Regions from separate parts of the Homo sapiens genome. Here region 2 is linked to region 1. Evidence: chromatin loops called from intact Hi-C (ENCODE). Cell type or tissue: sigmoid colon. All regions are shown on one strand. Each heading gives the region's core, and the rest is flanking DNA. Links, peaks and the distances in the headings are about the cores only.

The links. Hi-C counts contacts between places; a loop is a spot of excess contacts. Peaks named below come from ENCODE experiments on the same cell type or tissue, not always from the same donor. Only the 100,000 strongest peaks of a DNase experiment are listed, where the experiment ranks them.
Region 2: a loop joins it to region 1, with 4 times the contacts of the local background. A loop is called at or near these places in 1 of 110 quality-filtered maps.

The regions. Positions count from the first base shown.
Region 1 is chr14:102,211,419-102,219,610 of GRCh38, reverse strand. It overlaps a transcript of WDR20 not described here and a transcript of MOK not described here. Among named protein-coding and RNA genes, the nearest start is that of WDR20, 76 kb to the right of the region's middle. In sigmoid colon, for the core only: no CTCF peak of the experiment used is centred there; a DNase peak (open chromatin) is centred at 4,354.
Region 2 is chr14:101,984,575-101,989,574 of GRCh38, reverse strand. DYNC1H1 (dynein cytoplasmic 1 heavy chain 1) reads right to left here. Exons shown (of 78, transcript NM_001376.5): 8 at 2,812-3,888; 9 at 1,943-2,122; 10 at 723-872. Among named protein-coding and RNA genes, the nearest start is that of DYNC1H1, 23 kb to the right of the region's middle. In sigmoid colon, for the core only: no CTCF peak of the experiment used is centred there; no DNase peak of the experiment used is centred there.

The DNA.
Region 1 (8,192 bases), core at 1,792-6,791:
CAGAGCAAAGGGGAAAACGGTGGTCTCTAAGAGGAGTTAACCGGAAGGCGAAGCGAAGGCCCAAAGGGCCCGGCCTCCAGTTCTCCAGCAGTGACCCCAGCAAGCCCCAGGAGACAGTCCTGCAGGCACAAGCCCTGGAGTGTGCTGGGCCTGCTGTGGCCCTGCGTTGGCATCAGTGCCAGGCATGCCCAGAAGCAGGGGGTGCGACACAGCACTCCGGGTGGCAGGGAAGGGGCCTCGGCGCCCTGCATGCCGCTGAGGACTTGTGCGAGTCACTGGACCCTTCATCTTGGCACCTGTCACTTGCTGGAGATGGACTCACTTTGCCGTGGTGAACACTGGAGGCAACAGGAGGAAAAAGCGCCATTCAAAAGAGAATCAAATGAAAAAAGTCACCTTGTTTCTATCTGCCTGTGATTCAGTCTAAAGATTATCAGGTGGTAGAAGAGGAAGACGAGAAACAGACACCTAGGCCCCCATGGAAGGATCCCGGCTGCAGCTTCCCTCGAGAGCACAGCGTGGGGGATCCACTGCCCAAATGGTCATCCGTGTCAAACTCCCGGTGACAGGGACCCTGCTGCCCCAATCCGCCTGCTCTTCAGGGAGGGAGTGGGGTTTTACCCTGTCCTTCTGCTTCCTTTTCATGGGAGAAAAGGGGCAAGGCCCGGCCCGGCCGACGGAGGACCTGGCAAGGGGAGCCCGCCCACGCTTCACCTGTGCTCAGCAGCGTGCGGGAGCTGCTGGGCTGTGCACCAGAAGCAGGACAGCTGGCAATTCCAGGCTTTACCAGTTGCCATCAGGCAAAGGAGCTCCCCAGGCAGAATCTGCACGGCGTCCCATCAGCCCCCACACCGTGAGAGGAACGGGGCAAGCCTTGGCTCTAATATTAGTCAGCTGCTTGGCTCCCCGCAGAGTCACTGTTTTATTCCCGCTAGAGACTTCAGTTCAAAATTAAGTGATAAAAAAATACTCCAGCTCTTGGTTTGGGTTTGATTCTAATTTATAATACTAAGTTAAGAGAATTACACCTTGTTGCACCAGAATATATATGAAAAATATTTTGGTTCAAAACAATTTACAATAAAGCAGCAAGGCCATGTTCCTGCCCCTGCAGGTGCTGCTCGGACTGGAGATTCTGACAGCCAGATAGGACTGTGAGGGCCACAGGCCACGTCAGAGAAAGGACATGTCCTGAAGCTCTGTCAGGCCTGGACGGTCTCCTAGCTCTGGGTTCTGGGAGGGCTTCCCCTTCTGACCCCCACGACCCCTGGCCTGTGAGTGTCAGAGAAGACAGAACCTCAAGGAGACAGCTGTGGGATGTGGATGAGAGTGTGGGCTGGGCGCCAGCTCATCCCTCATCCACCTGGGACTGTTCAATACCCTCTCTGGTCATTCAACCCCCAAGGTCACCCTTTCCAACCCAAACAAAAGTAAGACGCACACAGGCCCTGGGACCCGTTTCATGGCAGGCACGCGGGCGGGCAGACTAGCGCTTCTCTCCTGAGATCGTGGACAAAGTACCACAAGACAGAATCTGGTTCTACACAGCCACAACATCCGGGAGCTTGGTGCCAGCTGGCCGGCGTGCTGTGGAGGTCACCTCCACTGGCGTCCCCCAGAGGGAGAAGGCCAGCCTTGGCCCTGCACGTAGCCCCTGAGGCTCCAATGCTGGCCTCTGTGGCAGGTGCTCCTGGCAGAATCTCACCCTGGGGAGAACACGAGTTAAATGTTATTTGCAAAGCGACACCTTTTTAGAGACGGTGCGGAAACGATGAGAACTATGACCAGGCTAGCCTGCTCTCAGAACCAAGACTTCCAGCTCTGAACACACTCCTTAACTGCTCACGTGCAAGACTCCCACCATTCTCACTACACAGACCACAACAGAAAGGAACCAAAGCAAACCTGGAGAAAGCAGCCATGGTTTATTCACGGCACCCGAAGCCAGTCTCTACATCACACAAGCGGCACGTGAGCCACAGAGCCGGGAACCCTGGGCCCAGCCCAGGGACGTCGGGACCCATCTCTGCCCCAGACTTGCCGTGCAGTTTGGCTTGGGACCTCAGTTATAGCTGGGCAGTGGACCACGTACCTCTGCCAGCTTTAACCTGTCCACTGACAGGTGACAGTGAGGGGCCACACTTGCCCAGATGCCACTCAACCTGGCATCTAATGAGAAAAGCCACCCAGAGAAAAGGATTGTACTCTTCAGACTTCCGGGGAAAGACCACGCAGATGAAGGGCACGACCATCTAAGGGCTCCGCTGCGATCTGAAGGTGGAAGAAAAGCATCAGAGAGAACGTGTGCAAGTCAGTGGGCCTTCATCGTGATCCCGTTCACTGATGGAGACCAGCACCGGCCCGGGCTGTCACTGGAGGCCCTCCCGCTCCTGGGACCCACTTGGCCCTGCAATCCTCTCTACTGTGTGGGGCAGGAAGAAGGGACCCCACTTAGTCTCCATAAAGCCTTTCTAGCTTGAGTAACTTCAAAGAGGATTTTGCTTATGCTGCCCCCCACCTAAAAGGGGAGGCTGGTTTTGGAGGCCACTGACCCTGGAAGGGGTGGTAGGGAGCTGAGAGCCTCTAGATGGTCCATTCGTCTCCAGAGACCCCTGGGTTCAGAATCCATTAATTCTGACAGGCAGCCACACATGGAGAAATGGCTATTTTTTTTCTTTAAGACAGAGTCTCGCTCTGTCGCCCAGGCTGGAGTGCAGTGGCGCCATCTCGACTCATTGCAACCTCCACCTCCTGGGTTCAAGTGATTTTCATGGTGCCTCAGCCTTCCGAGTAGCTGGGACTACAGGCGCCCGCCACCACGCCCGGCTAATTTTTGTATTTTTAGTACAGATGGGGGTTTGCCATGATGGCTGGGCTGGTCTCAAACTCCTGGGCTCAGGTGATCCACCCGCCTCGGCCTCCCAAAGTGCTGGGATTACAGGCATGAGCCACCATGCCCAGCTGAGAACTAGCTATTTTTATTTTTTTGAAGGTACAAACTAGCTATTTTTAAAAGACCAAAATGTCATGGTTTTCTTAAAAAAACAAAACTTGCTGTCAACTTAATAGTCTTTAGGGCTTAAAATCTACTCAGTGCTAGCCTGGGCAACATGGCAAGACCCTGTACCTACAGAAATAAAAATACACAAAAATTAGCTGAGTTTGGTGGTGTGTGCCTATGGTCCCAGTTACTCAAGAGGCCTAGATGGGAGGATCACTGAGCCCAGGAGGTCAAGGCTTCAGTGAGCCATGTTCGGGCAACAGAGCGAGACCCTGTCTCAAAAAACACAAACCAAAACGCCCTGTTCAGTGCTAAGAACAGAGCCCTGTGCACTCTTGTGGCAGTCGTAGGCCCCAGGAGGCCGCTTTTGAGAGCTGTAGGTCTGAATGTTCCCTCCGCTTTGACAGCCCAGACTCAAGACAAAAAGTGCAGATAGTTCAGCACTGGAGGCTCTGCTGACCCCGCACTCCAGAGACAGCACCGTGGGAAGCTTCTGGGAGTTCCCCACCCGATGAACGTGCTGGAGGCAGAGCACAGGGCTCAGCCGGCTGCCAACATGCAGAGGCGGCTGAGTGGGACCTGGATGTCTCATGACACAGCAGGGAAGTGACAATTAAATGGGAGCACAAGGGCCTGAGGAAGGGCTGTGTCTGAGGCCAGCTCGCCCTCACTCATCACACCTCAGGCAGGGGGGTAGGCCTGCGGGTGCCAGGGCGCTGCTCAGATCAGCTACGTCGTCTGTCAAGAGTGAGGGATGGTATTTCATAGTAAGACAATGTAAATCATGAGTTCTTCTCATCCCAAATGGAACGTCCCCCACTGCCCTGTGTAGGAAGCGCTCTGCACCGACGACGGGCCTGGTGTCTACAGCAGGACAACCTCACGCCAGCACAAAGCCTTAAGCAAACACTATTCAAGATGAGGAGTAGGCAGACAATGAACTCTAGCCAGGAAAAGAGCTCCTACTGAAAGCAGCCTACCTGGGGGCAAGGGGAGGGAGAGCATAAGGAAAAATACCTAATGCATGCGGGGCTTAAAACATAGATGACGGGTTGATGGGCGCAACAAACCACCGTGGCACATGCATCCCTATGTAACAAACCTGCACGTTCAGCACATATATCCCAGAACTTACAGCAAAATAAAAAAAAGCAAGCAGCCTACCAGCCGCTACCTTCTCCACTCTCCCAGCTGCTGGCTGGGTGGCTGGACAGAATGTCGGATGTCCAGCATCCGGGATAGTGAGTCCATGTAACAAAAGCCAGCTCGTGGCCCAGGACGACTTCAGAATGTCTGCATTCTCATTAAACAGAAGCCTCTACACAGCTCAGCCGAAACGCCAATCAACAGTCCTTCTCCCGGACTGGAGTTGGCACAGAGGAGGACCACATAAAACAGTATCTGAGACGCAGAACATTTCATCGAGTACGCTGCCAACTATGAGAAACAGTCAGCTTTAGTAAGAGGGAGCAATTCCGGTGGCTGGCTGTTCTATAAACATTAACAAGGTCCTTAATTTTACAGCATTTAAAAACTTTTCTGGTTTTGGTTCACTGGGATTTTTAAAGCTTAGATGTGAAAATGACTACTGAAAATTATCTACATTTACAGTTCACTCACACACGTTTATTTAATGTCAGTATACAGAGGACAGCCCCACAGTACTTCAGAATATCAAGTATGTAGTAAGTCTTGTTAGCTGTGACAGTGACAAGGCAACAGCTAAAAAAAAAAACAAAGCAGTGAAACAAACATGATTTCCTTAAAATTATAAAACAATACTGATACTAAAGTTTCATTAATTATTGCAACAGTAAAGAATTTAATTTACCAATATTTCATGTTAGGAAGGCTCTTTATGAAATTTATTCAAGTTGTCAAGAAATTGGATGAAAATATAAAAAAGGAAATACATGTGAATTTTACTTTTGATTTTCACTCAAAATATCCATACAATTTTATACAGTGTCGCCTAACATAACAATCTCTAATAAACTCAAGTATACAGAAATGATAAAAATGCAGGAAATTTTTTACACTTTCAAATGAAAGGATAGCAATTTATGACACGAAGTTCGTGTAACAGATGCGGAAATGAATAAAGAAATCAACATCAGTGAGACAGTCTCCCTCTACTGGAGGGGCACGTTCTTATAGTTCGTAACTAGGATCTGAGTTTCAAAGGTAACAGTTGCATACGAGTGCTTTTACATATAAAGCCACAGACTTCACTTCGGCCAGACTAATGTCTCCTCCCTTTGGGACATCACTTGGGGTCGCTGTGATGTGCACCTTGTTAACTTAAAGCAACACCCGACAGTCCCAATCAGCCCGTGGCGAAGGGTGTGCTCCAGACAAGGGGGGGCCCTGCAGGCTGCTGCCAGGGTGGTAGACTATAAACCTTCACCTTTGTCACCCAGACCAGACCGGAGGAGGCGTCTCCAGGTCACCCGACCCCTACCCACGCATGTGGAGGTTCTCACTGCTAAGGAACGAAACCTCAGCCAAGGGCACACCGACCGCCGCCATGGTGCAACCCCGCAGTCAGAGGCCAGTCCCTCCCCCATCCACCGGCACCGGAGGCAGGGCAGGGCCACCGGATCCCCCGCCATGCCCTCACCCACAAAGCTGGACGCCAGACGCTGTGTTCCATGAATCGTTCCCCAGAAAATCCACTGGTGAACTGCTTCTAGTTCTTCCGTGGGCAGTCAGACACGCATGATGTGGCGCTTGGGTTTCCGTGGATCCCTTCTCCAGCCGCCCCCAACCCCTAGGTTTTCTCCGCCTCACACTTTGAGCTCGCTCAACAAAGAAAGAAAACGTCTCCCTCCCAGGCGAGAGGTGATGAGGACCTTGTATGCAGGCAACTTCAGCACTCATTTCATACTTTACAATTTATTATTTAAAATGAACCCCAGGAAGTGGAGGAACTGGGGAGAAATGGCTGCCTGGCCACGTGCCAGCTGGGCCCTGGGGGTGAAGTCAGCCAGTGGAGAGCCCTGGGCCCCGCCCGGACGGTGTCCTTGCCCCTAAAATCCCATCCTGTCACTGCATTTCTTCCTCAGAATTCCTGAACGCCTTTGAGAAAAGAATGATTGTGATAGCTCCTTTCTGATTTTCCATGCCTCCATTTTTAAGGCATTTACCCTCAGTCCCCAGCTAAGGGTTCACAGGAAAACACTTCCAAACTGCTAGAAGGTTCAATCAGCACAAAAGAGAAATGAGATCCTTTACCATGATTTAAGCAAATTTCGACCCCAAGGCTACTGGTTATTTGTAAAGTGTCTACTCCTGCACATGCATTTGCTTTTAAAAGAAGGCAAGCTTTTCCAAAGGTTCCCTTCTCCAGGCCGCTGGGGGAATTTTTAATTCTCCTTCTGAATAAGAAAAAAGCCTCAGAGAAAGGCTCCAGGGCCACCAGTAGTGTTTAGAAGCCTGCCCCATCGCAGTCACAGCACAAATCTGGCTTCTTGAATTCTGGTGAAAAAGGCCAACCCAAGGAGGGCGAGTTGAAGCTCCCCTGGCCCTGGCCTGGCACCTTCAGAAGGTGTCTGACACCGCCCAGGGACCAGCTCGCCCCCTTGCCGGGTGGGAGCGGGATTCTCCAGCCACGCAGCGTGCACCTGACTTTCGTCTGAGCCTTTCATCTCTGTGGTTTGGTACACGCTGGAACAGTGATGCTGACTGAGTATTTAACAGCCTCTTCTTGCCAAATGCTGTGTTTTATTCCACAGATTAGGTTAGAAAAGATATTCTTGCTCATAATAACGTTTAGGCTGAAAGACTGAAAAATTTCAATGAGGAAGCTCAAAGTTTGGCGAGAAAACTACAAATATTTTCCCCAAATTTCTCCTAGGGTTAGCAGCACGCATTGCACCTTACACACCTGATATCAGGAACCACCGCGGCCACCCCTCCCCAGGCCCTCCCCAGGTCTGCGGGAGCCATTACTCAGAAGCACAGCCGAGGAGAAGGGCGCTTCCCTGCCCCTCTCTCCAGTGCCCTCTTCTCAAGCTGTTGGGCACTTTTAGTTCTGGTCTTGGAGAACACCTTGCATCCTGTCCTCCTGCCTGCAGAAGTGCTCTGCCGGCTGTCAAAGAAAGGGGCAGCAGTCAGAGGGGCAGAGTGGACACAGAGTGGTGTCGCCCTGCAGGGCCTGGGCCAGCCTGGGCTGAGCCAGGGGTCAGGACATGCAGTCAAAGGCAGCCCCTCCCCAGGCTGGCACAGTGCTCTCCACTGGGCCCTGAACCCAGCAAGAGGGGCCTTGGGGAGGGCACGTAGACACAACGAAGGGGCCCCAGACAAGGTACCAGACAGACATTAAGGACAGTACACTCCTTGGCAAAAACTGGAAGAAAAAGATTGTTATCAAGCCTCAAATCCAAAACTGACAATATCATAGTGTTTAAAACTGGAGGTGGGGGGAGAAAGACACACACAGGCCTCCATACTAGACAGCACACTTCGGAGTTGTTTTCAAAGGAAACATAACCTCCTCCTCTTGCCTCTCCCACCCCTGGTTCCTATCAGCAAATGACTCCTAAGTCACCTGTCAGTGTACCCCTGCAATCCCTCTTTCATCCCAGCCACTGCGACTGAGAATTTTAAAGAAGGGGGAGAAATCAGAGAGTCCCCAGTCGGTCACGTTGGTTACTCGGGCACACACCCCCACGGCTTCCCTGTCCAGGGCAACACCTTCAGAACTGCAAGGTCGCCAGAAATGTCACCATAAATGCTACTTACTTGGGATCGGCCACTCTCTATTTAGGCCAAATACTAAGTCCTGAATTTTGAAACTGCATACTCAATGCCTCAGAAGCATTTGAAACTGAACGTTTACAACTATGTAGGTGCAAAAGTTGCACATGGAGCGTTCATCACTAATCTCTCCACATGACCCAATTTGGCCTCCAAAGCGGAAACTGTCCACAAGGATGGCTGTCATGGCTACCTTAGATCAGTTCACCTTTAGGAACAAAGGCCCGTATTCCACAGGTAGAGAGGACACGAATACTCCTAGGAGCAGTGCTCAGGGATGTGAAAGGCACAGCCAGGAGAGATGCACCTGAAGGCTGCTGTGGTTCCCAGGTGGCAGCACGCGGCCATGCCATCACACTCAACAGAAACCACTGCGTTAAGGCCCACGATGGGCACAGGGTGGATGGCGCCACCGTGACATGTTTGCAGATGG
Region 2 (5,000 bases), core at 1-5,000, 230 kb after region 1:
ATATAACACAAATACTATAAACACTTACTGTAAGGTGGATTCCTTTGTAACCACCACCAATAGCAGCAGATAGGGCCTACTTACACAGTGCTAGTTGACAGAATTATTCAGTTGTTTAGAAAGCTTGCTAAGCTCCACACAAATGCGAAAGAGATGGCTCGGGAGGCACAGACTACTACTCCGTGTGGTGGCCACTGTGTTGCCACCTTCTTCCCGGGGATGTGAACTGAGACCTTTGTTAAAACAGTGGAGTACGTTTCAATGTCATGGTCTGAACACTGACTTCTGGTGGATTACATGCAGTTCTTGAAATAATTTATTGCATGAATGGTAAGAAGTTTTTTTCCAGTGTAGTTTTTTTCCTAAAATTTAATTTTTCATTTTTTAGGACTTAAAATAATTATTTTAGATTTACAGGAGAGTTTCAAAGGAAGTACAAGGAGTTTCCACATATCCTCCACCAGCTTTCTCCAATGTTAACATCTCACATGAGAGTGAGGGATTTTGGAGAAAGAGCGCAGAGGTGACCTGCCCTTCCCATCGCATCACATCAGAGGGCACATGACACCTGCACATCGCCACTGGTGAGGCTGACCTTCATCACCTGGTTAAGGTGGCATCTGCCAGGTGTCCACACTAAGTGACCTTTCCATAGGTGTTTTTTAACGAGAGAGTTTTGTTATTTCACTTATTAGTAAATAGAATGCCACAGAAGCACTCACTTTGATCTTTGGCTCTCCACCAGGCTTGTGACTAACTTGTGGAGCATCTGTGTCCATGTCAACTTCTGCTTTATCTTCAGCTTGTCCAAGAAGAACCTGCGTCCAAGCTCTCAGGCCAGCTTGCAGACGGACGCCCAATATTCTTTCAATCTACAGACAACGTTATATCAGAGAACAGTGTTTCTTCTAAAAGTTAGCTCACAAAGCAAGTCAATCAGAAAGTGGTAGGTGTTTCAGATAAAAGATACACAGTTCCGGACTAGAAGCCTTCATATCTCTCTTCTCAGAATCTCACTTTCTCACTTTCTCCCAGCCACAGATCACTTGTTAGGCTGTCTTCTCCATCTTTGGATACTGAATCACCAATCCTTCACAACCTGTAACCTCTGCTATAAAATATCCTCCTCCCCAACACTCTCCACTGGTGTGCTCTCTGAAGTCCACCAGTGGGAAAAGGCGTGGATTGGTAAGTGTGCTTTATGCACACATACCACACCTTCTACCCATCCCCACTTGTCTACGGGGATACGGGTGGGGGCAGAATGTGGCTGTTTCTAAATTGGGTGTTGGGGAGTGGCAGGGTCATCAGAGGAGGACACCTGGAGGGCTAGAAAAGGTAACACGAATCATAAGGAAAGCAAGGAAGGACAAATAGGAAGTTATCAAATATCCAGCAAATAAAGGCAACACTTTCTCCTCCCTCTTATCTCCCTGCTTCCAACTTAAACTTGATGTGAGTACTGACATGTAGTATCATAATTTGGTTCTTTTTGTGTGTGTGTGTGTGACAGGGTCTCACTCTGCTAGAGTGCAGTGGTGCGATGTTGGCTCATTGCAACCTCCGCCTCCTGGGCTCAAGTGATCCTCCCGCCTCAGTTTCCTGAGTAGCTGGGACTACAGGTGCTCATCAGCACACCTGGCTAGTTTTTGTATTTATAGTAGAGACAGGGTCTTGCCATGTTGCCCAGGCTGGTCTCAAACTTCTGGGCTCAAGCGATCTGCCTGCCTCGGCCTCTCAAAATGCTGGGATTACAGGCATGATGAGCCACTGTGCCTGGCCACAATTCAGTTCTATCACTAGTTAAATGAGATTTTGGAGGGGAATTGAACTATCACAGATAATTTCCAAGGAAAAATGCTTTTTAGTGACAAACTAATAAGCTTACTGGAGGGTCAGCAGAAGAAAAAGGAGGAAAATGCTAGCAAATTCTATCCCTTACCTCCATGTCAAGCTTGTTGACCCAGATGGGCAAATTGGAATAGGAGTGCAGATTTAAGTCATCCACTGCTTTCTGGACTCTGTTCAAGATTTCCGAGAATGTCTTATGGTCATACATACAAGTTTCCAAGGAACGGACTTCTAGGTCTATTTTTTCTTCAATGATCAGCAGATCATCCACCTGAAGGAAGAAATATTTAATATTTAAAACACCCACTCACACTCTGTTCCTTTATTCTCACATAACATTCTTCTCAAATATTATACATTGACAAATGCTCCAGGCACAGTTCTTCCATAAGTAGCTAATCCTAGCTGCTGGGGTGAGAACACTAATCCCCACTCGCATGTCCTTGCAGAGGAAAGGAAAATGCATGGAGCCTCCCCAGCTTCTCTTCCCTTACTCCCACTCAATGGGAGAGGTGGCCTCTGATGGGTAAATCTGGGAGAAGGAAGTAAACGTGCTCTGTTAAGCTCCTCCTGTGCCTGGGGAGCCAGCCTCGCTGTCGTATGCATCTGGTCCGCTGGCAGCCGCAGGCTCTGGGTAAGGCCTTCGTGGCTGAGACCTAGAGCCTGCTCTGCTTTCAGCTGTAGCAGCAATAAAACTGCATTCTGCTCTCTGTTGGACTCCTGTGTCCTTTAGCTCTCCACCTGTTTCTAAACTCAGGTTGTTACTTAATGGCCTCCCTAAAACCCAGCACCATTAAATAGCCCGGTGAGTACAAAGGGTCCTCCTCCCTTGCAGCTCACATGGCCGTATGCTGCATCAACCATGCATGCCTTCTTCGGGAGAACTAGTGTTTTAACTGAGCTCGCTATTACTGTGCTTCATTCGTTACCAGGACACCTGAGGATTACATGAGAGCATACCTTTTCTTGGAAGTTGAAGACAGTCTCTGCTAAGCGCTGTACATATGGGTCAAGTTTGTAGGACTCCCACACCAACGCAATGCCTTCTGCGATCAGGGCCTGCACTTCCTTTTTCAAGCCAGCCACCAAAAGGGAAATGGTGTTCCGCTCCTCCACCTTCTCGCAGGTCCGTTCATAGGTACGAACGCTCTCGATCAGTGAGATGGCAAACGGGTAAAGCTGGTTTGCTTGATGGGCTTTGTTCACAATCGCCAGTGGGACGCGGAAACCAAGCCATTTGAGGTTCCGGACTTCTTTGGATAGTGTGATAATCTCAGGAAGAAAGTTAACTTTCAGCTTAAGCACATTTCCAGTTCGGCCCCGAACCCGAGTACTTTCGATGGTGAAAATGCGCCCCGAGACACCGAGGTTGCGCTGCTGCACCTTCCTTGCCCAGTCATCAAAGATCTCCTGCGTGTTGAGCTTCATGCGGAAGCTGTCTCCATCCTGCTTCAGCTTCTGCCCCTCCACGTGATTCTCCCAGCCCTTGCCAAGGACATCTTCCACCCGCTTCATGTAGGCCGTCAGCTGCCTGTCGATCTGTTTAGCCCAGATGATAGACCCTGACACAGGGGGCAAGTCACGAACGTGACTCATCTTACAAGCCTGACTCTGTGGGTACTGGACCTTGAACTTGTCGTGAAGAGACTCAATGTCATCTTTCACGCGCTGGATCAGCTGGGTCTGGTATTCGCGAATGGCCCCACGGATGTGAGGCCTGACAAACAGTGCATTAAACCTGGAGAAAATCCTAAACATCTCGTTGGCATTCTTGGCTGTGCCAAGCTGATCCCGAAGGCGAGCGGTGATCCGGGTCTCCACTCTGTCGATCCTCTCATCGTACCTCTTCATAGCAGCCTCCCAGGCTTCCGTGCCCTCTTTGGAAACATCCAGTCCATCCACTTCCTTGACGTTCTCATAAGCAAGGTTTACTTCCTCAATGGCATTTGCATCTGCAGCATCAAAGAGAACCTCAGCCACTTTCATATCTTGGGGTTCAGGGACCTCTCCTTGATTCTGTTGTGCAACTGCCGTGACCTAAAGGAGAAAGATATGTAATCAAGAAATGCTGACCAAACGAAGGCTTTAAAATTTATTTTAAGCCGGGTGCAGTGGCTCACACCTGTAATCCCAGCACTTTGGGAGGCCAAGGCAGGCGGATCATGAGGTCAGGAGTTCGAGACCAGCCTGGCCAACATGGTGAAACCCAGTCTCTACTAAAAATACAAACAATTTGCCAGGCATGGTGGTGCATGCCTGTATTCCCAGCTACTTGGGAAGTTGAGACAGGAGAATCGCTTGAACCCGGGAGGCAGAGGTTGCAGTGAGCCAAGATCACGCCACTGCACTCCAGCCTGGGCGACACAGCAAGACTCCATCTCAAAAAACAAAAAAGAAGAATGAAAGATAAATTCAGAAGAGAAAAAAATATATATAAAGAAATTAGTCATTTAATTGTTTTATAAATCTCAGGCATATGTAATTACTATCCATGTTTTACAGAGAAGGACTCTCTGAAAAAGAGACTAAATAAAGCATTCCAGTCACAGAGCTAGTAAACGATGGAATTAGGATTTAAAACCCAGGAAGTCTGGCTCTAGGGTCCTTCCAAGATGGAGGAAGGGATAAATGGATGGAAAACACTAAAGATTTGGATGGGCTGGGCATGGTAATCCCAGCACTTCGGGAGGCCGGGGCGGGTGGATCACTTGCGGTCAGGAGCTCGAGACCAGCCTGGCCAACATGGTGAAACCCTATTTCTTTTCCTTTTTTTTTTTTTTTTTTTTTTTTTGAGACGGAGCCTCCCTCTGTTGCCCAGGCTGGAATGCAGTGGCGCGATCTCGGCTCACTGCAAGCTCCGTCTCCTGGGTTCACGCCATTCTCCTGCCTCAGCCTCCCGAGTAGCTGGGACTACAGGCACCTGCCACCACGCCCAGCTAATTTTTTTGTATTTTCAGTAGAGATGGGGTTTCACCGTGTTAGCCAGGATAGTCTCAATCTTCTGACCTCGTGATCCGCCTGCCTCGGCATCCCAAAGTGCTGGGATTACAGGCGTGAGCCACCGCGCCCGGCCGGTGAATCCCTATTTCTACTAAAAATACAAAAATTAGCTGGGTGTGGTGGCTGGCGCCTGTAATTCCGGCTACTCG